Regions from separate parts of the Homo sapiens genome. Here all the other regions are linked to region 2. A link is a loop called in an ENCODE intact Hi-C map of the cell type or tissue named here. Cell type or tissue: endothelial cell of umbilical vein. All regions are shown on one strand.

What was found. Peaks named below come from ENCODE experiments on the same cell type or tissue, not always from the same donor. Only the 100,000 strongest peaks of a DNase experiment are listed, where the experiment ranks them.
Region 1: a loop joins it to region 2, with 7 times the contacts of the local background. A loop is called at or near these places in 90 of 110 quality-filtered maps.
Region 3: it touches region 2 in a loop (11-fold over the local background); 90 of 110 quality-filtered maps call a loop at or near these places.

Annotation. Positions count from the first base shown.
Region 1 is chr18:3,445,032-3,453,031 of GRCh38, reverse strand. TGIF1 (TGFB induced factor homeobox 1) reads right to left here and starts at 2,860. Exons shown (of 3, transcript NM_003244.4): 1 at 2,527-2,860. The coding sequence starts at 2,542. It overlaps LOC124904237 (a long non-coding RNA gene), which reads left to right and starts at 2,376. Exons shown (of 2, transcript XR_007066269.1): 1 at 2,376-2,500; 2 at 5,846-6,026. RefSeq lists enhancers at 1-299, 300-921, 922-1,543, 3,631-3,820, 3,408-4,027 and 2 more and silencers at 2,121-2,170, 2,811-2,970, 3,001-3,110, 4,771-4,840. In endothelial cell of umbilical vein, no CTCF peak of the experiment used is centred here; DNase peaks (open chromatin) are centred at 1,491, 2,311, 3,961, 4,761 and 6 weaker places; H3K4me3 peaks cover 5,677 bases; H3K27ac peaks cover 6,379 bases.
Region 2 is chr18:3,278,407-3,286,406 of GRCh38, reverse strand. MYL12B (myosin light chain 12B) reads right to left here. Exons shown (of 4, transcript NM_033546.4): 4 at 7,946-8,000. Among named protein-coding and RNA genes, the nearest start is that of MYL12-AS1, 20 kb to the right of the region's middle. In endothelial cell of umbilical vein, a CTCF peak has its summit at 4,811 (motif pointing left); DNase peaks (open chromatin) are centred at 3,656, 4,316 and 4,756; H3K4me3 peaks cover 278 bases; H3K27ac peaks cover 2,488 bases.
Region 3 is chr18:3,582,613-3,590,612 of GRCh38, reverse strand. All of the region lies in intron 7 of DLGAP1 (DLG associated protein 1), which reads left to right. Among named protein-coding and RNA genes, the nearest start is that of DLGAP1-AS1, 7.5 kb to the left of the region's middle. RefSeq lists an enhancer at 3,506-3,675. In endothelial cell of umbilical vein, a CTCF peak has its summit at 4,588 (motif pointing right); a DNase peak (open chromatin) is centred at 4,622.

The DNA.
Region 1 (8,000 bases), 170 kb before region 2:
TACCCCAGCCAAAGAGCAATCCCAAAGCAGGAATTCAACAGTTAAAAACTGGGAGCAAAAAGACTTAGTGGATTTTCCTTATCGATCCTTCTCATTGTTTTTAAGTCATTTTAGGAGATCTTTTGGCGTCACTCTCAGCTTTCTGGGAGGACACACTATTATCACAAACCAAGCTTACCCCGGGCTCAGGAATGGAGCTGAAAGTGCACTTGTTTTAAGAAAACTTGAAAAGATTTGCAGACTTTTATAAGACAAGACAGTAAGGAGGGCCCGACTTCCTCAGGAGTCTTTCCAGAGCCGACGGGGAAGGCTCCCCCCTCCCAGGTAGTTTTAGAGGAGGACGGCGGAGGAGCACGGGGAGAGGGAGGGGCCCAAGGAGGAAAAGCAAGTAGCTTTTGTTCTTGAGAGTTCCTCGGCCTCAAGTGAAACAGGCCGGCCCGCACACTGCACGAGTTAGCACAAGCAAAGGAACTCCAGGACCCAAGAAACTAGAAATGAGGCCGTGAATCCCACCTTCTCAGAGGCCTGCCCACCCCAGACGACTCGCCAGGGAAACCTAAAAGGGGAAAGAAACCCGGGTAACCTCGGCAGCCTCGGCTCCCCCAAAGAGCCCTGAACCAGTCGCAAAGTTTCCCCTTCAGCCCGTCACCTTTCATTGTTTCCAGGAGTCGGCGCCGAGGAGCTGGACCCTGTGCGCCCTGGGATGGGGACCGCGGAAGTTCCCACCGATGCGGCCGGCGGGGCCCAGCCTTGGTCCCCAGCTCCGGGGAGAGGGCACGCGGCTGTGGGCAGCGCGCCGGTGGAGGAGGGGGGGCGCAGGAGGACCCCAGGAGCGCAGAGGGGGTCGCCAGGGAGGACCACGGCGCTGGGGGAAGGTAGGCCAAAGTGCCGCGGGAGAGTCGGGGGGACGCCAGAAAAGCCGTGGAAAAGGAGCACTGGGGATTCCCGGGGTGGGAGGCGGGCCATGGAAAGGAATCAGAGCCGCCCCCGCCGGAGCCCGAACAATGCGGGGAGCCCACCCCGGCAGACACCCGGCTCTGCGCTAGAACCATCCTCGAAACACAGAGCCCCTCACTTATTCCCGGGAGGCCCACCACAACAGACAGCGCGTGTCTCTAGACCTGTCAGTCCTCCCAAGGGTCGGCACGGCTTTCACGGGGCGTCTCGGACGCCCCCCGCGCGTTTTCTCCCAGGGCCAATTCCCTGTCCCGAGTCCTCCCTCCGTCCCGCGGGGAGGGGTCCTTAGGGCGTTCTACCAACAACGACTGCCAGTTGATCCGAGTTTCAAGTTTAATTTCACTCTCGCTGGGAAAGCCTGGAGGCAGAGGGAAGCTCCGCGCGTTTCAGGGCCTCCCACAGAAACGCAGCCGAAGGAACCCCGCTGGCCTTGAGGCTACCCCCCAGGAACGCCCCGCAGCGGGCCGGGTCTGAAAGAATGTGGAGTTCCAAACTCCAGGCGGCTCCCGGGCATGCGCAGTAGCGCCGCCCCTCCCGTCCGCTTCCCGAGTGATTAACTTCTGTTTTGAACCACTCCACATAAATCACGACAGAAACGCCACCTCCAGCCCACAGCGGAACACTCGGGGGACCTCCCAGCCAGGGACTCAATTTTTGTTAACTTCAAAAGGGACTTCACACTCTGACCTTTCGGGGTGTTTTGTGTGGTTTCTCCACCCCCCGTCCCCCTCCGGTGTATTTTGTTTTTAAACCAAACTGACGGCAAGTTTTAGTTGTAAAGCTTCCAGAACACTTCGTGGAAACAATGACAGCCTTGCTCTTTGCACTTACAACCAAGCCTGCTTGTCACATTTGGACGCATTTTGACTGCATGCCGCTTGAAGCTGCTGGCCCTGGGTGCTAACTCTTCCTCCTGCCCCAAAATTCATCGTGGGAAAACTTTTAGAGACTGGGGATTTGTAAAAGTCTAGCTTTCCAAAGCTGTTTACACCCGAGGGCGATGAGGGGGTCCAGAATCGCATTCCTTCGATCGTAAAAACACCACATCCCTAAAGAACAGTGCTAGGGCCCGGCTGGGAGTAGGGGGGCGGCGGGGGCGGGGGCGGGGGGAGCCTAGGAGTGGAACTTTCAGACAAAGCCGCGGCGGTCCCGCGGCCCCGGCCGCCTGGGTCCGGATCGGGAAAAACGAGGGGCTGGGTCCTCCCTACTCGGACCCCATATCCCCAGCACGCGAGAAAGAGCGAGAAGCCACGCGGCGGCTGGGCCGAGCGTGGGGTGTCGGCGGAGACAATGAAACTTGCAGGCGCACAAACAAGGCGCTGAGCGTGTTTCTTGACAACGTGCCAGCAGCGTGGAGAGGCTCGCCCCACAACAGCCCCTCGTGTTGTGTCTAGCAGGAAAACAGCCGCTGCCGTTTCAGACGCAGCCTCAACAAAGAGCACGGCCGCCACTCCAGCATGAGAGCCCCTGGGCGGAAAAGTCCACCAAGTGACTCCGCGCGGCGCGGCCCGGCCAGCACGTTTCCCCGGACTCGCGTCTTCTGGTGCGCGCAGCCCGCGGCCGCCTTACCTTTCTTGCCTTTCATTCTGGATCTCCCCTCCCAGCGCGAGGCAAGGCGGGGGTCTGGAGGGGCCAGGAGCGGGGACACAGGGGATAAGCGAACGTCTCCTTCACAGCCGACTCTCCCGTAACTTGTAGGACGTGCTCCAGCCGTTATTGCTAAACAGGACGCTCTGATCCCAGGCGCCCGCTCCTTGGGTGGAATTCAAGTGACACTTGGGCTTCCTCCCGCCGGGATCTTCTGGCAGCCGGCCGGGGGCTCTCCCTCGCCCAACTCTCTCCCCTCCCCTCTCCGCTCCTTTGTTCCCTGCTCCTGCTCGGCGCACCTCGGCGCTGTCAGAGTGAGAGAGGCGAGGAGGGAAGGTACAGGAGGTCCTGCCTCCGCCCCCAGCCGCCCGCCCCGTCCCCCTCCCGCCCCGCCGCTCCTCCGCCCCTCCCCCGCACCTTCCAGCCGGGAAGACTGGACCGAGCGCGGCGGCCGCTGTCACTCGTCCCTCGGGGGCGGCGGTGCGGACGCGGGGGGTGGCCGGGTCCAGAAACACGATCCTTTCCGCCTGCCGCGCACGGACCGCCCGCATCCCTCGCCCGGCGGTGGGGGCACCAGCCGAGCGCCCCAGGTTTCTCCCTTGGGCCTTTCTTCCCGGGGCTGGCGAGGGTGCGTTTGGTTCGGAAACTGCAACAGATGGAAAAAAGGACACCTCCCTCCTTCCCTCCTCCACCCCCGGGAAGAAAAGCCTCCCCGTCTCGTTTTTGACAGCTGCCCCGAACTCTACTGGCCCTGCTCTAGCCGCACGAGACAGCCGCCTCTGATTCAAGGGGCGGGGCACGGGAGGAAAAGTATTCGAGACAAGAACCAACTTCTTCCAGAATGCGCGGCTGCCATTGACACGCGGGCGCGGCGCGGCGCACCCTTCTCCTCCCGGGGCTCTTCCTCCAGCAGCGACAGTGGGAGGTCGGCGGGGGTGGGGCGGGGGGGAATGATGAGACACAGCCTAAACGAACGTCTGTTCCCCCGGGCTAAAGCTGCGAGTTCCGGACTGGATTGCAAGGCAGTTTCGAAATCTGACACGTTGCGGACAGACACTTGTCACGCTCACATGCTCTTTAAACGTCTCTGCCCGGGGACGGCCGGGCGCGCGCCTGCCTCACCAAGACTCCGCCTGACACCCCGAGTCGCCGAACCCCGGCAGCGGCCACTTTTATAGCTAAGGGGTGACCACGCCGTGCCTGCTCGTCTGTTTCGGTCAACAGTGTCTACTCTTCGGATTGGAACCCTGCTAGGGGATCCCTCCTCCCATTTCAAACAGAAACTAGCCATTAAGTAAACACCCGTTCCTGTTGGCTTATTTTGGTCCACAGTTAGGAGGGATCCAACAGGAGTTTCTTGATGAAATTGCGCTTTCAAAGACCAGATGCTGTTTGGCTGACTTGAAGAAACGCATGCCCCCTCCTCTGGTTCTAGTTTTCGCGTGGTTACGTCCTGTTGTTTTGAAGCAAACGAACTGTCACATGCCACACAATGAGACTTCCCCCATCACTTTAAAAAAAGGAAAGAAAAGCCCTAAACGTAAATAAGCCTAGCAGAGACAGCGCCCGGGTCTGCCTCCAGTCTGGGCTCTGTGCTGTTTTTGTTCGGTAACCTCGGTGGAGATCCCGGCAGAAGAAACTCTGTGGAAATAAGATTAAACCCGAGGAGTACTAAGACGGCCAAGGGATAACTAACTCGACTTCGGAGCGTCTGTTTCAGGAACTAGAGCTAGCCTGCCACCCTCCCTCAAAAAAAAAAAAAAAAAAAAAGACACCCCCGCCCCTAGAATGCGTGGAGGCCAGAGTTTAAAAAGCCTGGGTGGTTTTTCCAATTACAGGACTAAAATGAATCAACAGGGAAAAAAAGCGTCTCTCTAAGAAGGCAGCAACCTTACGATTTTTTTCTTCTGTGGTTTGCTGACTGCTCGGGACAGAAGAGAACACACACCTAAAACGGCTCGGGGGGAGCGCGGTCCTGGGGACAAGCCACCCGCCCGGACGCTGCCCTGCAACTGCCGGGAGCACAGTTCCTTCCCGGACCTGGCTGCAGATGAATCAGCTGCTGCGCCCGGTGCGGGACAGATGTGGCGCAGGGAGGGGGCCAGCGCCCCCGCCGCCCGTTAGAGGGGGCCGCCTCGCTATTTCGTTTGAAGGGTTGTCTGTGGCTGGGATTGGTGGCTCCTATCCGCTGGGGAGCCGGGAGCGGAGGGAGGAGAGACGCAGGGAGGAGGAGCCGGGGGCTGGGCGACGCTGCGACTCCGCGGCCTGAGTGGCAGGAGCCTCGTCTGGAACCGGGCGGTTACTGGGGAGACGCTTTGTTTGCTAACTTCGAAAGCGGCTTCGGCTGCCTCGGCCGCTTTCGAAGCCACTCCACAAAACACGCCTTCGGTCGGTTTAACCCTACCTCCCCCCCCGCCCGCTTTAGCCAGCTCGAGACAAAAATGTTTCCCTCTTCCCCGTGGTTCTCCTTGGCCACGCGGTGGCTCTCATTATGTACACAAAGGTAGCTTTGCTTTCGTCCAAGTGGACTTGGCTAATGACTGCGATTCTCAGGCAACCGAGATGGGAACCGAGAATTGGAAAGGGTTTATAGCTTGAAAACAAACTTTCCAGGAGAAGGGGGGAGGGGCGGAGACAATTGAAAGCCTCTTTCGAATTAGGGGGAGGAAAAAACGGAGATGTGAACTCACCTTGGCTAGAAGTCAGGCTTGATCGGGCCAATGCACAACTTTTGCCCGAGCAAGTCATATCCAAACGGTTGTTAAAGCTGGCGAGGCACTCCAAAGAGAAACACTGGCACAATTCTGTGATGTAGCGAAAGCTTACAGCCCAACCGCTCCCGTAGATGCACCCCCACTGCCTCCCCCCAGCCAACGCTGATCTCAAACTTGTTTGGAGTTTCGGATTCTTGGTGCATTCTGGGAAGAAAGTGCCTAGGGTCAGCGCAACGTAACAAAGGGAACAGCCTCAAAAAAGTGGGCTTCAGATACCAGCAATTGCTTAGGGTATTTTTTGTTGATTCGTTTTTCTCGAGGTGGAAAAACAAGTTTCATTTCTAGCTCTGTCAGTCCCTTCCAGTCTCGGGGCCTTGCTATAAAACGGATTCAATGACTTTTAAGATTCTTTCCAGTGCTTTTTTTTTTTTTTTAAAGTATATAGATTCAAATTTGCTACATATTATTTGCTGATTCATATGAATGTTACTTGAATTGGGAAATTGCTTGAGTAAAATTGAGGCGTTGCTTGGTGCTGGCGGAGGCTACTGATAAACGTTTTTCACCATTATTTTTTTTCTCTCCAGGCACACATAGTTCCTTTTGGCGTCTTATCTTCTGAAGCTGCCTCAAGGCCAAGCAAAGAAAGTTGTTAAAAAGTTAAGTTACTTTTCACAGCCTGCAAACCCTTCAAAGGCAAGAACTCAAATAGAAACTTGGAAAGGCAGATAAGCCAGAAAAGTGTACTAATAAACGCACTTAATATGATTATTTTTTGATGCCAGGTCCACCAAGTGAAGATTGGAGGATGTATTTGTTTCTTCTACTCAACAACAATTGATAAAGCATGAGTTCCATCAAGGACTGTGTTCTAGGTGGAGAAAGGGTGACTCACCCAGTCATTGGATCTCTTTCACTTCCAGTCTCTGGAAGGCAGATATCTTTATAAAATATGCAGACAGCTAGGCTCTAAACACTGGACAAGAGGTCTGTAATCATCCAGTCACATCTCAGGTCAGAGGGTCTTGGACTGCTTAAGAAAGAGCTGACCATTGTCTTAAGAACCTGGGGTGGCCTAGAGCCATCTTGAGGTGATTTTATCAGCCCCATCAGGATAATTCTCCTCAGCTTCCTTGCATGAATAGTGTAACTGGTGCTACTACTTTTGTTTTTAGTCACTTTTCCTAGCCTGCACTTCCCTTCCCGGCCCTCCTTTTTCCTCTGTAGCCAAGTCATCACTTCTCTTTACCTAAATGAGTTTTGGAATCCAGGGGATAAAACGAAAAGATAGGCAGGGCGCTGTGGCTCACACCTGTAATCCCACCACTTTGGGAGGCCGAGGTGGGTGGATCACCTGAGGTCAGGAGTTTGAGACCAGCCTGACCAATATGGTGAAACCCCATCTCTACTAAAAATACAAAAATTAGCCGGGCGTGGTGGCGTGTGACTGTAGTCCCAGCTACTTGGGAGGCTGAGACAGGAGGGTTGCTTGAACCTGGGAGACAGAGGTTGCAGAAAGCTGAGATCGTGCCATTGCACTCCAGCCTGGGTGACAGAGCAAGACTCTGTCTCAAAAACAAAAACAAAAAAACGGAAAGATAATTCCTTGAGCACAAGCTTCACTCTCCTTATTCTCAACATCTGTGTCTGTATTATTCTTTACAGTTTATGAAACACTTATTTAATCTCACTTAATGCCCAAACTAGTGATGTTAGTTATTTTTTTTAAAAAGTCAAGATCACTTAACACATCCAAATATAACAAAGTTAAAAGGCATAAAACTGGGTACCCAACATAAATTATCTGATTATAAATCAAGTGGTCTCTGGGAAATCTTGTCATTTCAGAAGGTCAGATGGATGTGGAGGGCAGAAACTAACCTCAGATTATGCCAGGGACGCCAGGGCCTCCTGAACACTGTGGGGGGTTGTGCTCTGAAATCTACCTCCAGTTTTACAAGAAGCTCTCTTCCAATCTGTCTGCGCTTTTTTTTTTTTTTTTTTTTTTGCTTTTCTTCTCTTTTTTTTTTTTTTTTTTTTTTTTTTTTTTGAGACAGAGTCTTGCTCTGTCACCCAGGCTGGAGTGCAGTGGCGCAATCTCGGCTCACTGCAAGCTCTGCCTCCTGGGTTCACGCCATTCTCCTGCCTCAGCCTCCCGAGTAGCTGGGACCACAGGCACCTGCCACCACGCCCGTCTAATTTTTTGTGTTTTTAGTAGAGACAGGGTTTCACCATGTTAGCCAGGATGGTCTCGATATCCTGACCTCATGATCCGCCCGCCTCAGCCTCCCAAAGTGCTGGGATTACAGGCGTGAGCCACTACGCCCGGCCTTCTTCTCATTTTTTAACTACAAAAAAAGTTCTGAAAATTCAAGCAAGAGAGAATATACTAAGTGAGACATGGCCGACCTGGTAACTGCCCCCTTCCATTCTTCATTTAGGCATTTGTATATTATGCACAAAGGCAATGGGTTTTCCATTGTTACTTGTTCCCAAGTCCCCTCTGCCCGGGATGTTCCTTCACCACTTGTTGATCCTCTGGCAGTTTCTCACCAGTCAAGGCTAGGCCTAAATGTTACTTCTTAGAGGAGTCTTCGCTGATCACCTGACCTAAATTAGGTAGCCCCGCTGCCATCGTGTGGCTCAGGAGTTCTCAACCACAGCCCTATTGACGTTTGGGGCTGGATCATTCTTTCTTGTGGGGCTGTCCTGTGCATTGTAGGATATTTAGTGACATCCCTG
Region 2 (8,000 bases):
CTGTGATAGAGCTCTCACAAGATCTGGTCATTTGAAAGTATGTAGCACTTCCCCTTTCGCTCTTTCTCTTCCCTCCTCCCGCTCTCTCTCTTCCTCCTCCTCCCGCCATGTAAGACGTGCTGGCTTCCCCTTCAGCCATGATTGTAAGTTTCTTGAGGCCTCCCAGCCAAGCCTCCTGTACAGCCTGCAGATCTGTGAGTCAGTTAAACCTATTTCCTTTATAAATTACCCAGTCTCAAGTATGTCTTTGTAGCAGTGTAAGAACTGACTAATACAGATGCTGTCTGTCCATTTCTACTGATACCTTCAAGTAGACCTGCAGCGACATCCTGATCCCTGTCTTCCAGGGGAGGGAAAGCACGGTGTCACTCCTATCATTTCTGCAACTGCCCGCTTCTTCACCATCTCACTCCTTTTTGGCCGAAGTGCTGCAGGAGCTCCTTAACTAGTCTCCTACTTCTAATATTAGAATATAATATTTCCCACCCCCAATGTATTTTTTTCTACTGCTATTAGTGATCTTTGTTGTTGTTTTTTTCTGGGATTGGTTTTCACATTTGTATTGGGGGCCACAGGGAAGGGAGCTCTTCCCTGTCAATAGAGGAGCTCACAGATTCTTCAGTCACTCCTACTTCTTCAGAATCTTCTTCCAATTCATTCATTTTCTCAATCTCCACCACTCCAGCTCAGATCTTTCTAAGAATACGGGTGAACCAATGACAGGGCCAGGAAGGTGGCATCCAGGCCCAACCAACACAAACACCAAAGTTCTCACCATCTTTGCCGTAGCACTGCTATCAGGAGCCCCCGAACCCATGGTACTCAAGAGCCACTTGCTTACTTGGGAACATATGCTTGGCCCTTCAACATCTCTGTAGTAAAGTCATAAAGGAAAGATAACCCACTTTAACCTCCCTTCAAACTGAGGTGACAACTAGGATTTTATTCCCCTTATGCCAAGGAAGAAATTGCTTAATGGGACTACTTTGAGATTTTTCCTATGCTTGTAAAGAATATATCCTTTAGTTAAGATGATTATCATATGTTTTAGTTTTAATGGGAAATGCAAGTGCACATTCTAAAATTTTAAAAAGAAAGTGTTTACAATGTAATTAAGTTTTCCTCTCACCCCTGGCCCATGGCTACAAATTCCCACCACAACAGCAACTAGCTTCTGGTGTGTCTTTCCAGAGATGTTTGATTTATGGCTGCATGAACACACATGTGCACATATGCATGGAACACACATATTATATATAAATTGATTTCAAAATACAATACCTGGGCTCTATTTTTTTTGTTGTTTTTTGAGAGGGAGTTTCACTCTTGTTGCCCAGGCTGCAGTACAGTGGCGTGATCTCGGCTCACCGCAACCTCCGCCTCCCGGGTTCAAGTGATTCTCCTGCCTCAGCCTCCCGAGTAGCTGGGATTACAGGCATAGGCCACCATGCCCAGCTAATTTTGTATTTTTAGAAGAGACGGGGTTTCTCCACGTTGGTCAGGCGGTCTCGAACTCCCAACCTCAGGTGATCCGCCCGCCTCGGCCTCCCAGAGTGCTGGGATTAGAGGTGTGAGCCCCTGTGCCCGGCCTACCTGGGCTCTATTTTAAACCAAAGCCACAGATTTCCCTATCTGCTTGTCATTTCTGACCTCTGTGACACAAGCACAAAAGCTGGAACACATACTTGTCCCTGACTCACACTGCCCTGGCCTGGACAACCCCGACCTGCACCACAGGTCCTCACGGCCGGCCCATCCCACCCTCAATCTGTTATCAGTGTCTCTTTCACAGGTGAGGAGGTAGCTAATTTTGATACCTATGTCCAATTTAGCCCAGGTGCAAAGAAAGTAGGAGAGTGCCTTTGTATTTTCTAAATCAAACGCATCTTTTCAAATAAAAGAAAAATGTGCCACGGAAGAGTTTCAAAATCGAGGTCCGTTTTCACATATTCAGGTAAAGTAGCAAAGTGGTAGCAGTGACATGACAGATAGGTGCAACATATGAGGTCAAAAAGAAAAAAATCACAACAAAAATCATATGCATAAAAACACAGATATGCACTGAAAAGGTAAGCAAGAATCTAACCTTTTCCATCTCCATGATTATGCAGAGTAGAAAAGCTTATTTTTCATCTCTTTAAAATTACCTTGTCTGTTTCCTCTTGGCAATAACTTGGTCACATCCATCTGTCTTCTGTTTCACTTGATTTACTCAGGCCTGGCCAATGCTGCCAGCCTGACAATGAGCCCGGATTTGCACGGCCAGCCCGGATTTGCAGGTCTCTCCAGTGTGGCCGCTGTGGACTGGCAGTGGGCTCTCCTCCGCCCCTCCCCTCCACAGGGCAGGATGGGCTTGCTTCCCATCTGCCAGGCAACTCAGGGTCCGCAGCTCTGCATGGCAAGCCCATCAGATAAAGAGGGATTCCTGCTCTTGTTTGGTGGGTGTTCTATGACGAGGTTGGGGTTTTGTCTTTTAACAGGGAAAGAAATAGCCAGACTCACAAACAAGGGAGGGGCAAGGTTATATAAATGTGATATTGTTCAAGGAGTGTGCTGTGAAGATCCCCTAGCTACCTTAGACTGGGAACTAAGACCAGATTTGGAGCAAGGAGAGAGGCCCACCCCAGAGAGACACAAGCCTTTTTTGCTTGGGAAGAGTTTCTCAGCACCACTGATTAAAATTTGCCGTTATGAATGGCAAATGTTCTAGGGTTGCTGAGTTTATTCCCATGAATGCGGGCCTTGTTTCCTGCTCGCTTCTCTGTTTACAGATCCTTGTCTTTTCCTGTTGACATCCTTGGTGTTTTCATACCCACGGGGAAGAGGAGAAGAGCAGCGCAGAACTCAAGGGCAATTCCAAAACAAAAGGAAAAGCTCTGGAGTTGGGTGGGGCAGACAGATCCCACTGCCTGATAAACGGGGTGAGACCACAGTGGCTAAGAAGAAGCCTGGATTAAGAGGCTAGATCTGGAGGCTTTGGGGCCTTAGTCTTCCGATCTGAGAAGTGGGAGCATATCTCTCAAGATGCCTTTCAGCAAGTGGTCCCTGCTCCCAAATGTTTATCATCTGGCAGCGATGAAACGCAGGTCATCTACTGAATTTCGTTAGCTTGTCTGTAAAATAATCAGGAAATCCTGGATATTTTCAATATAAAACTCTTCAAATTGAGGTTTTTCTATTTCGTGCTTGCTTGAGTTCTCAGCTATGCGATTGGCTGGTATGAAGGCGATCAGCGGTAGCACTGAGAGAACAAACATCACTGTCAGGGCAAGCATTTCTCAAAGCTCTCTTTGACCTCTTCAGTGAGCAGTTAGACACCCGTCGCAGCTCCTGAACAGCTGTTTGGCACCCTGGTAACAGATAAGAACTCACATTCGTTACGTGCTTCCAAAGTGCTGGGCATTAAAACACTCCCAGAGAGTAGGGTCCTAGTTTCGCTATCACCCTCGGCTCTCAGATGTAATGTACACTTCAGTAAGTAAGAACTGAATAAATAGATTGAATAAAAGATTACTTGAGAAAAAGTACAGTAAGCACAACCTCCCAAATGAGCCAACCTCAATTTACACTCGGATTATTAAAAAATGCGAGTAGACGAAGGTCCTCAGATTGGTTTTCGCTGTGCTAGTTACCAGTGTCCACGAGGAAATATGAATCATCATCAAGTTCATTAAGAATGACTGTCTGAAAGGAAGCCTGTGTCCTGGCAATACAATCAACTGCAGTTAAGTGCGGCTGGTAAAAGATTAGGCTGGTCTCCTGTGAGACGTGTTAGAACAGTGTTTTATATTTAAACACCCCCATTCATACGCATCTCACAAAATACTTTTCGTACCTTTTGAGACCAGCCTGGCCAACATGGCAAAACCCTGTCTCTACTAAAAATACAAAAATTAGCTGGGCGTGGTGGCAGGCGCCTGTAGTCCCAGCTACTTGGGAGGCTGAGGCGGGAGAATCTCTTGAACCTGGGAGGTGGAGGTTGCAGTGAGCCGAGATCACGCCATTGCACTCCAGCCTGGGTGACAGAGCAAGACTCCATCTCAAAGAAAAAAAAAATAGAAGCTGTCTCATAGTCATTTGTGCTAGACCTGTTTTTCATCAGCTTAGGTGCCTTATTAGAGTATATTATCTAGAACTATAATAGATACAGTTCTCAACATTCCTGAGGTGGTAATAATAGCATTCCTATATAAAGCATAATTTTACAGAGTATTTTCATACATAACCACTAGCTCTGTGCTTTAGCCTTCTCATCTCTAAAATTGAAGTGATGGTAACAAGAACGACTTGTTCAAGTCAGTAAGTGGAGGAAGTCTGGTCTTTTCAGTGCAAAGCCTATGATCTCATGTTCAACAAAGGTCATTATTTCGGTGTAAAAGCCACTGGAGCCAAGCTGAGATTCTGGCACTTTCCAAGCACTCAATAAATACTTGTAAATTAATGAAGGAAGGAGGAAGGAAGGAAGGAAGGAAGGAAGGAAGGAAGGAAGGAAGGAAAAAAGAGGGGAGGGGAAGGGGAAGGAAAAGGCAAAAGGGGTGGAGAAGGGGAAGGGAATTTGCCATTGATATTTGTAAAAAGGAGTCCTAGAGATTATTCCCTACATTTGGGGCTCATGAAATAGTATGAATTTAATTGTAAGACTTTTCATCAATTATTTAAGAAACAACTTTGAGAAAGTCACAGCATTACTGACAATAATGCTGTCTAGATACTCATGATTTGGCTGCTTTATCTCAAATTCATTAGGGAATGGGTTAAGACAGTACTATATTAAGAACAATAGTGCCACCTAGTGACACTTCTAGTTATTGTCTCTAAAATTGCCTATGACAACCATTCTAAAAAAAAAAGATCCACTTAAGAGACTGTGTGATATGTGCAATCCATCATCTTCATCATTTTTCTATACAAGAAACCTTTTCTTGAAATTTTAGTATGTGATAAATCTTTACATCCTCATTCAGATTTCCCAGATGATGTTTCTAAGGGATCTTTTTATACCCGATTTTTCAGTAGTTTATGTTTCTATTTCAAAAACTGTGTTTCTTATAATTTAAGAAATATAAATTTATTTTATATTTCTGTTTCTTATATTTTAACACATATCAATTTTGAGATGCAAATCAGTATAATTGCTGCTCGTAGGATAGACAGTATTAAATATATACATTGTGAGACATTCTGATCAGGCTACAGGTACTAATTATGTAATTAGGAAATTATAGGTTTAATGAGAAGCACCCATCTCGGTCAAAAAGGTTAGAAGCTCGACATTTCTCTAGCTTCTTTAGTTATACAAAGTTGAGCAGGTCAGGTAACTTCAGTAATCTCATCTGTGAAATGGGATGACAATTCCTACTTTATCCACTTCCTAGCGTTCTGAGGATCAAGCACAATTCACAAACGCTTGTAAAACTGGCTCATGACCATAAGAAACTATCGACGGTGTTTCCATAATCACTTTCTTGGGAGGAGCACAACTGCCTGCGCTCAGGTGACTGCCCCACTGCTTATTCCCTGTGTAACTTTGGGAAGTTACTTCCTTGCCCCCTGACATTTCATTTGTAGAACAGGGATAACAATACCTACCTCAGGCCGGCCGCGGTGGCTCATGCCTGTAATCCCAGCACTTTGGGAGGCTGAGGCGGGCGGATCACTTGAGGCCAGGAGTTTGAGTCCAGCTTGGCCAACATAGTGAAACCCCATCTCTACTAAAAATACGAAAATTAGCCAGGTGTGGTGGTGCACACCTGTAATTCCAACTACTTGGGAGGCCGAGGCACGAGAATCGCTTGATTGAACCTGCAAGTGGAGGTTGCAGTGAGCCAAGACTGTGCCACTGTACTTCAGCCTGAGTGACTCTGTCTCAAAAAAAAAAAACAAAAAAAACCCAAAAAGACCTACCTCAAAGGGCAGTTGTGTAACGTGCTTCGTACATAGTGAATACTCAGTGCATTTTCACTATGTGACCACACACACACACTCACTGCAGTGGCCACAGAATCAACCATCAACTTAGGAGATTGTCACTATGTGGTTCTCAAAAGGAGATATTAAGTAGACAAAGTTTTCATCGTCATCATTAATAATATTTACTGGACACCAAAAAGAAACAAAGTCTTGGCCCAGGTGTCTTCCACTACTGGATTCCACAACACTCTTCACAAATAATACAGATGAAACAGAACAGTGTGTCAGGTAAACGTAAGGCAGTCGAGAAACAACTAAGTTTTTTTGTTTTTAATCTTCAAAACTTTTCTCTCAATTTTTCAAATCTGGCTTTAAGCAGATCAATAAAATAAGCACAGTTACGATTATGCCAGAGATGGAAACAAGGCTGAGCTGGAGGGGAGGAAACAGATAGGACCCGGAGAGGCGTTTTATAGCTATCTCCCCTGGACCTGAGTCCATGCTGCCCCCTCTTGCCTGGACGACGGCAACAGCCTCCATACCGGCCTTCTTGCTTCTCTTCGTGCCCCTCCATTCAAGACACAGCACCAACACTGATTTTAAAAATATAAATCACCTTTCTTCCCTGCATTTCACATTAGGACTCTGCTCCAAATACCCTCCCTGGACCCGTATCATCCATGTGCTCTCCCGATGCTCCTACCACACGACAGCCTCGCCCTGATCCTCACATGGGTCCGGACCTCCTTCCTGTCATTCAGATCTCAGCTTACCACCCAGAGGCCTTTCCTGACCACCCTGTCATGCATGCCCAGTTCTCTGCACAGCACTTAACCTGAAATTGCACATGGATTGTCTGCCAGCAGAGAATGCAGTCCCACGAGGGCAGCATCCTTGTCTGTCCCACCCCCCAGTTATCCCCAACCCTTACAACAGTGTAGGGTACATAACAGGTGGTTGACAATGGTTCAATAATCATCAAGATTATCCCACCGTATTTTTCTGTTTCCTGTGAAACACACAATTCTCCACCTGGTTTTGTGACACATTGTGGTGAGTTTAAGCTTCTAAGTGGAAAAAAGAGCCAGATGTAGATTCTTATATTTGTTAGATCTTGGGCAGGAGCTTCAGTCTAAACTTCAGGTCTATTAATAAAAAGTAGAACTGATACCTCAGAGACTAAGAGGATTGGGTGATAAATGTGACAGTTCATATGAGCTGCTCCCTCATTCTAATGATAAAAGGAAGCCCAGGCAAATTGTTAGCAAGTGAATACAGACCAGCCTACTGCCCCAAGTTGTAAAGCACCAATATTAAACAACATATAAATGCTTTGGTGTTAAGCAGACAAAATACCATCACAATACTTTTAAGAGGGGAAATCGGTATTGAACAACGTTGGGTAATTTTTTAAAACGGATTTTTTCCTTTTTTAGATTGTTCTCTTTATTCTCGTATTGCTTGGCCTTGAGGATTCTGAGCTCACAGCAACCTTGTCTTTCGGCTCTTTTCTAGTCTATATATTACATGAAGTGCCTTCAAACACACAATAGTATTGTTTATTTTAACCTGGAATAGAATTTTCTGAAATTCTGTTCCAATCATCAATTACCCCAAGATTATTTTAAATTTCAATAATGACCACAGAATTGTATCATAATAGAACAGAAATGTCTTGACTCTTTTAGACATTTGGGGCTTTTCAGAGACAGTATCGTGGTTCCAGCACTGTGAGCTCTGAAGTTAGGTGCCCTAGGTTGGAATTCCAACTCATGTCCTAATAGTTACCCTAATCAACTGCTCAAGTATGCTAGGTCCTCCCACTTGAAATACAGGGCTAATAAAAATCCCACAAGGTTGTTGGGAAGATTCAAGAAAAATTGTGTAGGCACAACGCTCCACATATAGTAAATGTACAATAACTAATCTTCGGAATTTTGCCTCTTCTCAGAATCTTAGATGAACGCAATGTTTAATGTTTTCCCAGATACATTCTATATTTATCATTTAATAAACATCTGACTAGAAGCGTGAAAAACAATGGCATAACTAGTTTTTACTGCATAATAATGTTAAAGGGTACTTAAAAG
Region 3 (8,000 bases), 300 kb before region 2:
AGAGTGCTGGGATTACAGGTGTGGGCCACCGTACCTGACCCTACACTCAATTTTCATAGCATGTGTCACCCTGCACTGTGACACAGTTTGCAAACGGGCACCACTCTGCAGACCAGGCTTTGAATAACCCTGCTCTGTACACACAGGGGTGTTGGAAATGCTTAACAACCGGCTCTCTGATTGAAGAAAATCCACAGGGGGGAACCTGGATTTCAGGCATTTGCTGATTTCCATGGTGTAAATACACCAAGGTCAACAATTTCAAGCTAACAGTGAAAAGTGACTGAATACAGAGGTAGAAAGAAATGTGCACAATCGAGCTTAGCAAGCTGAGAAGGGCCAGTTCCAGCACGCTTCTGTCAACCCCATTAGATTTTAAAAATCTTTTTAATAAAGCCCTTTTGGCCAGGCACAGTGACTCACACGTGTAATCCCAACACTTTGGGAGGCTAAGGGAGCTGGATCACCTGAGGTCAGGAGTTCGAGACCAGCCTGACCAACATGGTGAAACCCCATCTCTATTAAATAAAAAAAATTAGCCTGGTGTGGTGGCACATGCCTGTAATCCCAGCTACTCAGGAGGCTGAAGCAGGAGAATTGCTTGAACCTGGGAGGTGGATGTTGCAGTGAGCCGAGACGGTGCCATTGCGCTCCAGCCTGGGCAACAAGAGCGAAACTCTGTCTCAAATAAAGAAATAAAGGCCTTCTTTTTGAGGGCTTGTTGAACAACTGCTGATCACCTGGACCAAATCGGGAGAACTTTGCCCTCAGCAGATTTTAGACAGTGGACCAAGGCAGCCCTTCTCTCTGGTAGTCTTCATCTCAGTAAGATGACACCATCTGATAGAACTCACAGCAAATCCAAGGTTGCTTTCCCCATGAGCTCTGTGTAGGCGCTGCCACTTCTCAAGGATGATCAAATCACAGCTTGCTTGATAATAGCTGCACTTAATAACAACGCCTTGGGGTAACAACATGTTTACATCAAAAAGATGTTACTTGACTCTGGGACATCTGCATATATATCTATATATAATTTAATTTATATATAAGTTTAATTACTTTGTCTTATTGTGTTTTTATTTGTGGTTCCTTATGGACTTGCTCTCTCATGTTTTAAAGAATTTCTAAAATGCAGTAATCAGGAACTGCTAAATAGTTGCTCTACATAGCTTATGGTGTATGATCCATTCGCTTAGCTGGTAAGGGTTTATGAATAAAAAGGCACAAAAAGGGAGTTTGATCTCACATCTGTTTTGTGGCCGCCTGACACTTGTGTGCTGTTAAACTTGAAGGATAACCAGAGTGGAAAGAGAGTCTGGATAATTTGCCAGAACATCTTCACCACTACAGAATAAAATAATCTCTGGCCCAGGCCTTCCTGAAGCTTGCAACACTTTCTTTTTTTCTTTTTTTTCTTTTTTTCAGACGGAGTTTCATTCTGTCGCCCAGGCTGGAGTGCAGAGGTACGATCTTGGCTCACTGCAACCTCTGCCTCTTGGGTTCAAGCAGTTCTCCCGCCTCAGCCTCCCAAATAGCTGGGATTACAGGCGCCTGCCACCACGCTGGGTTAATTTTTTTTTATATATTTTTAGTAGAGACGGGGTTTCACCATGTTGACCAGGCTGGTTTCGAACTCGCGACCTCAAATTATCCCCTGCCTTGGCCTCCTAAAGTGCCAGGATTACAGGCATAAGCCACCGCGCCTGGCCGCATTATCTTTCCATACAAATGTAGGCAATATTCAATCATGAGCTAGCTCGAAGCTGAAATGATAGGAATGTGTTGTTTTCTCTATAATGTCTTTCTTTCTTTTTTCTTTTTTTTTTTTTTGAGATGGAGTCTCGCTCTGTCGCTCAGGCTGGAGTGCAGTGGCGCGATCTTGGCTCACTGCAACCTCCGCCTCCCGGGCTCAAGCAATTCTCCTGCCTCAGCCTCCTGAGTAGCTGGGAATACAGGCACACACCACCACGCCTGGCTAATTTTTGTATTTTTAGTAGAGATGGGGTTTCAACATGTTGGCCAGGATGGTCTTGATCTCCTGACCTTGTGATCCACCTGCCTCAGCATCCCAAAGTGCTGGGATTACAGGAGCGAGCCACCGCACTCTGCCGTATAATGTCTTTCTTAAAAATATAACTTTTTTTTTTTTTGAGACGGAGTTTCATTCTTATTGCCCAGGCTGGAGTGCAATGGCGCAATCTCGGCTCACCGCAACCTCCGCCTCCCAGGTTCAAGTGATTCTCCTGCCTCAGCCTCCCGAGTAGCTGGGGTTAGATGCATGTGCTGCCACGCCTGACTAATTTTGTATTTTTAGTAGAGATGGGGTTCCTCCATGTTGTTCAGGCTGGTCTCGAACTCCCAACCTCAGGTGATCTGGCCGCCTCAGCCTCCCAAAGTTCTGGGATTACAGGCGTGAGCCACAGCGCCCGGCCCCAAAAATATATAACTTCTTAAATGTAAATACCAACCTCTGGTCTCTCTGTGCACTACAGTATCCACTGAATGAAAATGTCACTGAAATCTGCAGCTCTAGTTCTGCAACTCTCTCATAAATGGATAAGAGTCCTTTCAGCCAGATGAGGAAAAAAATAATTTCATTTGAAATGAACAAAAAACTTATCAGGGCAAAGGAAAGCAGTAATGGTGATAAAAAATACAGCATCATTTCTTTTTTCAAGTTCCACTTACATTTTAAAAATCATTGTTTTTGAGAACGTCATTCTGTGTCTGGAATTTATTCCTTCTTGTGGGTTCCTGGTCTTGCTGACTTCAAGAATGAAGCCGCGGACCCTCATGGTGAGTGTTACAGCTCTTAAAGCTGGTGTGTGCGGAGTTGTTTGTTCCTCCCGGTGGGTTAGTGGTCTCGCTGACTTCAGGAATGAAGCCACAGACCCTCACAATGAGTGTTACAGCTCATAAAGGTAGTGTGGACCCAAAGAGTGAGCAGCAGCAAGATTTATTGTGAAGAGCGAAAGAACAAAGCTTCCACAGCATGGAAGGGGACCCAAGCGGGATTGCTGCTGCTGGCTGGGGTGGCCAACTTTTATTCCCTTATTTGTCCCCGCCCACGTCCTGCTGATTGATCCGTTTTACAGAGTGTTGATTGGTCCGTTTTTACAGAGTGCCGATTGGTGCGTTTACAATCCTTTAGCTAGACACAGGTGCTGATTGGTGCGTTTACAATCCTTTAGCTAGAAAAGTTCTCCAAGTCCCCACTCGACCCAGGAAGTCCAGCTGGCTTCACCTCTCAATTCTTGCAGGGAGCGGTGGCTCATGCCTGTAATCCCAGCACTTTGGGAGGCCGAGGCAGGTGAATCACCTGAGGTCAGGGGTTTGAGACTAGCCTGGCCAACATGGTGAAACTCTGTCTCTACTAAACCCACAAAAATTAGCCAGGCATGGTGGCGCAGGCCTGTAATCCCACCTACTCCAGAGGCTGAGGCAGGAGAATTGCTTGAACCCGGGAGGCAGAGGTTGCAGTGAGCCGAGATTGCACCATTGCACCTGGGCGACAAGAGCGAAACTCCGTCTCAAAATAAAAAGAGAACGTCACTCTTAAACAAATCAGATGTTTCACTTACTGTATAGAAACTGCTCGTTTTCTCTTTTTCTCTTTCTCATTTTCTCTTTCTGTTTTGACCAGGCAAGACAAACATATTGGCTGGTGTTTCACCCTCCTTCAGTCTCACTCTTATGTGTCACACACCTGCTGGTGCTCAGACCTTCTCAGTGGGTTCTAAATCTTTCCTGGCACTGAATTCTGAGAGTAGAACTGAAACCAACCAACCAACAAACAAAATACCCTTAGGAGAGAAGTGTGGGTTTAGGGCTTAGCAAATCTAGGAAAGGGGGATGTTGGGGAAAATGGAAGGATTTCGTTGTATGAGTTTTGGAGTGCAGAAGAATTGGAAAATGAAGAAGGGGAACTATGGGGAAGTGTGAGTTGTGATTTGAATCCCTTTCCTCTCCTTCAAATGGCAATCTTAAGCCGGGCATGGTGGCATGCGCCCGTTGTGCCACCTATTCAGCAGGCAGAGGGGGAGGATCTCTTAAATCTGGGAGTTCAAGGCCAGCGTACACAGCACAGTGAGATCCCGTCTGTAGTTGAAAAAAAAAAAGCAGTCATGAAGATTTGAATTCCTTTTACCTTCCTAGCCCATGACTGGACAGTGCCGCTCACTGCAGTGAAGCCTCATAATAACGAGTAAAGTCCCTCAGCATAACAGCATGGGAGATGGTTCCTGTCCTTAAGTCTCATAATAATGAGTAATGCCCCTCCGTATAACAACATGGGAGATGGTTCCTTTCCTTAAGCCTCATAATAATGAGTAATGTCCCTCCGTATAACAACATGGGAGATGGTTCCTGCCCTCCATTCAGCTCCCTTATTCGAAGTTGGGGGGGATCTCAAAATCTTATCTTCTTTGGGTGTTGGGGGCTGGACCACCCTGTTGGAGAAGCCATGTCTCCAGTATTCTCCCTGTCCAGTCTAACCATGGTAGATGTCAAGCATTACTGGAACTCTGCCAATGTCCCTGTTGAGCAAGGTATCCAGAGTTATCCCTATCGATAGCGAAGATGAGCTGACAACAGCCACCAGGTGGCGTCCAATTGCAGTTGGCCTGGGGAGTGTAGGAGCCGCACTGGAGGCTCAGTCCCCAAGGTCAGTCATGCGTTGGAAACAATGTGAACTAGCCCCTCCCACCCCCACTTATCACATCATGGCAGGATTTTTACTGTATGTCACAGCAAATCAAATGATTCCATATTTGGCTGAATTATCTAGCTTTTTTTTGGAGGGGGACTGTTTGGTTTTGTTTTCTAATTGTGTAGAGATGGGATCTCGTTATCTTGCCCAGGCTGGTCTGCAACTCCTGGACTCAAGCAGTCCTCCCACCATAGTCTCCCAAAACGCTGGGATGACAGGTGTGAACCACTGTGCCTGGCCTCACTGTCCAGTTTGGATTATCCACACTAAAAGAAGAAACCAAGGAGAGCTAACAAGAAGCAATACATAATCCAAAAGATCAGACATTTGATGTTGGAATATGTTATTTAGCTTCTTGAAATATCAGTGGGCGGAATGTCCTGAGAATCCATTTTGAACAAAATAGTGAGTTCACGTTGTAAAGACATGTCTTAGGAGAAGTGGTACAATGCTGTAGTTTCATTCAATTTTAGCAGGGAGAGGTTCTATCCTAATTATGGCTCCCACCCACTCTGGGTCTTCAGCTGAATCACTGAGATGAGCGTTACTCCCAGCAGGACTACCATCACTCATGCCTCTCTGGGAACCAGAGCTCCACCATGGTTTGGATGCAAGAAACTAAATTGAGTGAGGCAAGATATTTACAATGTATATGCACTGGCATTGTTTAGCCAGAGGCTTAGCTGTGGGCTAGTGGGAAGAACCTGAGGCTGGCTGGCTCGCTCCTGACTCTGCACCTTGCAAGCACTGTATTTTCCCTGAGTCGTATTTCCTGTCAGGTGCATTAGCTAAAAAATGAGGAAGTCGACACTTATTGTTGAGCTGCATTCAAATGATAAAGATGGGCCGGGCATGGCATAGTGGCTAATGCCTCTAATCCCAGCACTTTGAGAGGCCAAGATGGGAGGATCGCTTGAAGCCAGGGGTTCAAGACCAGCCTGGGCAACACAACAAGACCCCCATCTCTACAAAAAATAAAAAATTAGCTGGATGTGGTGGTGCACACCTGTTAGTCCCAGCTGCTCAAGAGATTGAAGTGGGAGGATTGCTTGAGCCTAGGAGATCGAGGCTGCAGTGAGCCATGATCGTGCCACTGCCTTCCAACCTGATGACAGAGTGAGACCCTATCTCTAAAAAAAAGAGAGATGAAGTTGTGTGTTTCATGAGTCAACATAGATGGGAAGTTCTCCTGGGCTGGGCCTCTGCCAGTCATCCACCCAGGGAATGAGGGGTGACTGCCTCTATGTCATGCACCTTGTCTTTCCCCATCCCAGAGTCCATATGATATTGTAATGAGACATTTGCTTGATTTATTCCTCCAATACTCAGGCAATCCCTGGGAAATAGCCAAACATTATTGTCTCCATCTATTTTATGGTTAAGGAAATTACTCCAAATCATAGGCCACTGAAACAGCAGGACAGCATAATAGAGTCCTTTTGTTTATTGTTCATTATAGGGTGTTTCCTCTGAGTGGCCAGAGGAAACATCTTCAATGTTGAAGCAAGTATTTCATTCAGTGAGATGGCCTGAGTTGGCAGCTGGAACTGTAGGTAACAAGTTGGGACTGCATGGCCAGGTCTAGCTGATGTGATGGAGCCACAGTGACACCACCTGTGAGAGTGGGTGGGCTGGGGTGGGGTGGGGAGGAAATGATGGAAGCATAATTATTTGAATGAATTTATAATAGCTGCTTAAGGAATTGTGCTTCACTGACCGGAGTCCCACTTGGAAACTTAATTCATTTTTGATCCTTATTTTCTTAAATCATGCTTTACAAATGAGAAACTGAAAGCCAACGTGTAAAGCTTCTTCAAAACCCTCAGCGTTGTAATCAAATGGCTAGAGGGAGGGGCTGAGGCTGCTGTCGGGAGCCTCCAAATAGACCTTGACCCCCTTGTACGGGTCCAAAATTGTACTCAGCAGCCTAGATTCAGGCCCCCACCATTTTTTTTAGACCGAATCTTGCTCTGTGGCCTAGGCTGGAGTGCAGTGGCACGATCTCAGCTCACTGCAACCTCCTCCCCCCAGGTTCAAGCAATTCTGCTACCTCAGTCTCCCAAGTGGCTGGGATTACAGGCATGCACCACCACACCCGGCTAATTTTTGTATTTTTAGTACAGATGAGGTTTCACCATGTTGACCAGGCTCGTCTCAAACTCCTGACCTCAGGTGATCCACCCGCCTGGGCCTCCCAAAGTGCTGGGATTACAGGCGAGAGCCACCACACCCAGTCAGATTCAGGCCCTTGACTTGACCAAGTTGCCCTAAAGAAAGACACTTTAGGGAGTGACTCATACAGACCAAACCCACGAAGACTGATTTATAAGCTAGCATGTGGATTAATTTCTACAATAGGAGACTTTTGTACAGTGTAAATACTCTCAGTGAGTAGTTCTGCTCAGAAACAAGCAAAAATTAAACAAAAGAAGTTTATATAGTGAGAGTTTATCCAGAAAAAGACAGAGAGAGAGATAGGCAAGGTGGAAGTGAAGAAGGAAGACAGAGAGGAGGAGGAAGGGGAAAGACAAGAAAGAGGGAGACGGAGAGAGAGAGAGAAGGAAAAGGAAGGATGACAAGACAGGTAGACAGAGAAAAGAAAAAGACTGAAGGAGGGAAGGAAGGAAAGAAGGGAAGGAGGTGGGGAAACACAGAGGGACAGAGAGAGAAAGGGAGGGAGGGAGGAGGGAAGGAAGGAAGGAAGGAAGGAAGGAAGGTAGGTAGGTAGGTAGGTAGGTAGGTAGGTAGGTAGGTAGGTCGGTCAGTCAGGCAGAAAGACAGAAAGGTGGGAAGTGGCCGGGCCCGGTGGCTCACGCTTGTAATCCCAGCACTTCTATGTGTCTGTCTGTCAGGATATAGGCAACAGCTTCCTCTTCTGTCCTTTGAAAGGAGGCCTAAGGGAGAGGATCTCTTGAGCCCAGAGTTCAAGACCAGCCTGGGCAACACAGAGAGACCTCCTCTCTATTTTTTAAAAATATTTTTACAGGAAGGAGGGAAAAAGGAAAAGCAGGGAGGAAGAAAGGAAAGAAGGAAGGAAGGAGGGAGGGAGGGAGGGGGGAGGGAGGAAAGAAGGAAGGAAGGAACTGGCTTCGATAAACAAGTTGCAGCAGCTACCATGGCGTGTGTACCCTTCTCCCCCAGACACCTCGTCCTTGTTATTAGGATCAGAACACGCATCCTCACAACCTCTTTGCCTTCCTTTTTTCTTTTTCCATATTTATTATCAACCACTAAAATCTCTTCTAATGAGTTACTCTGTTTAATATTAGCTATATTTAGTTTTTTCCCT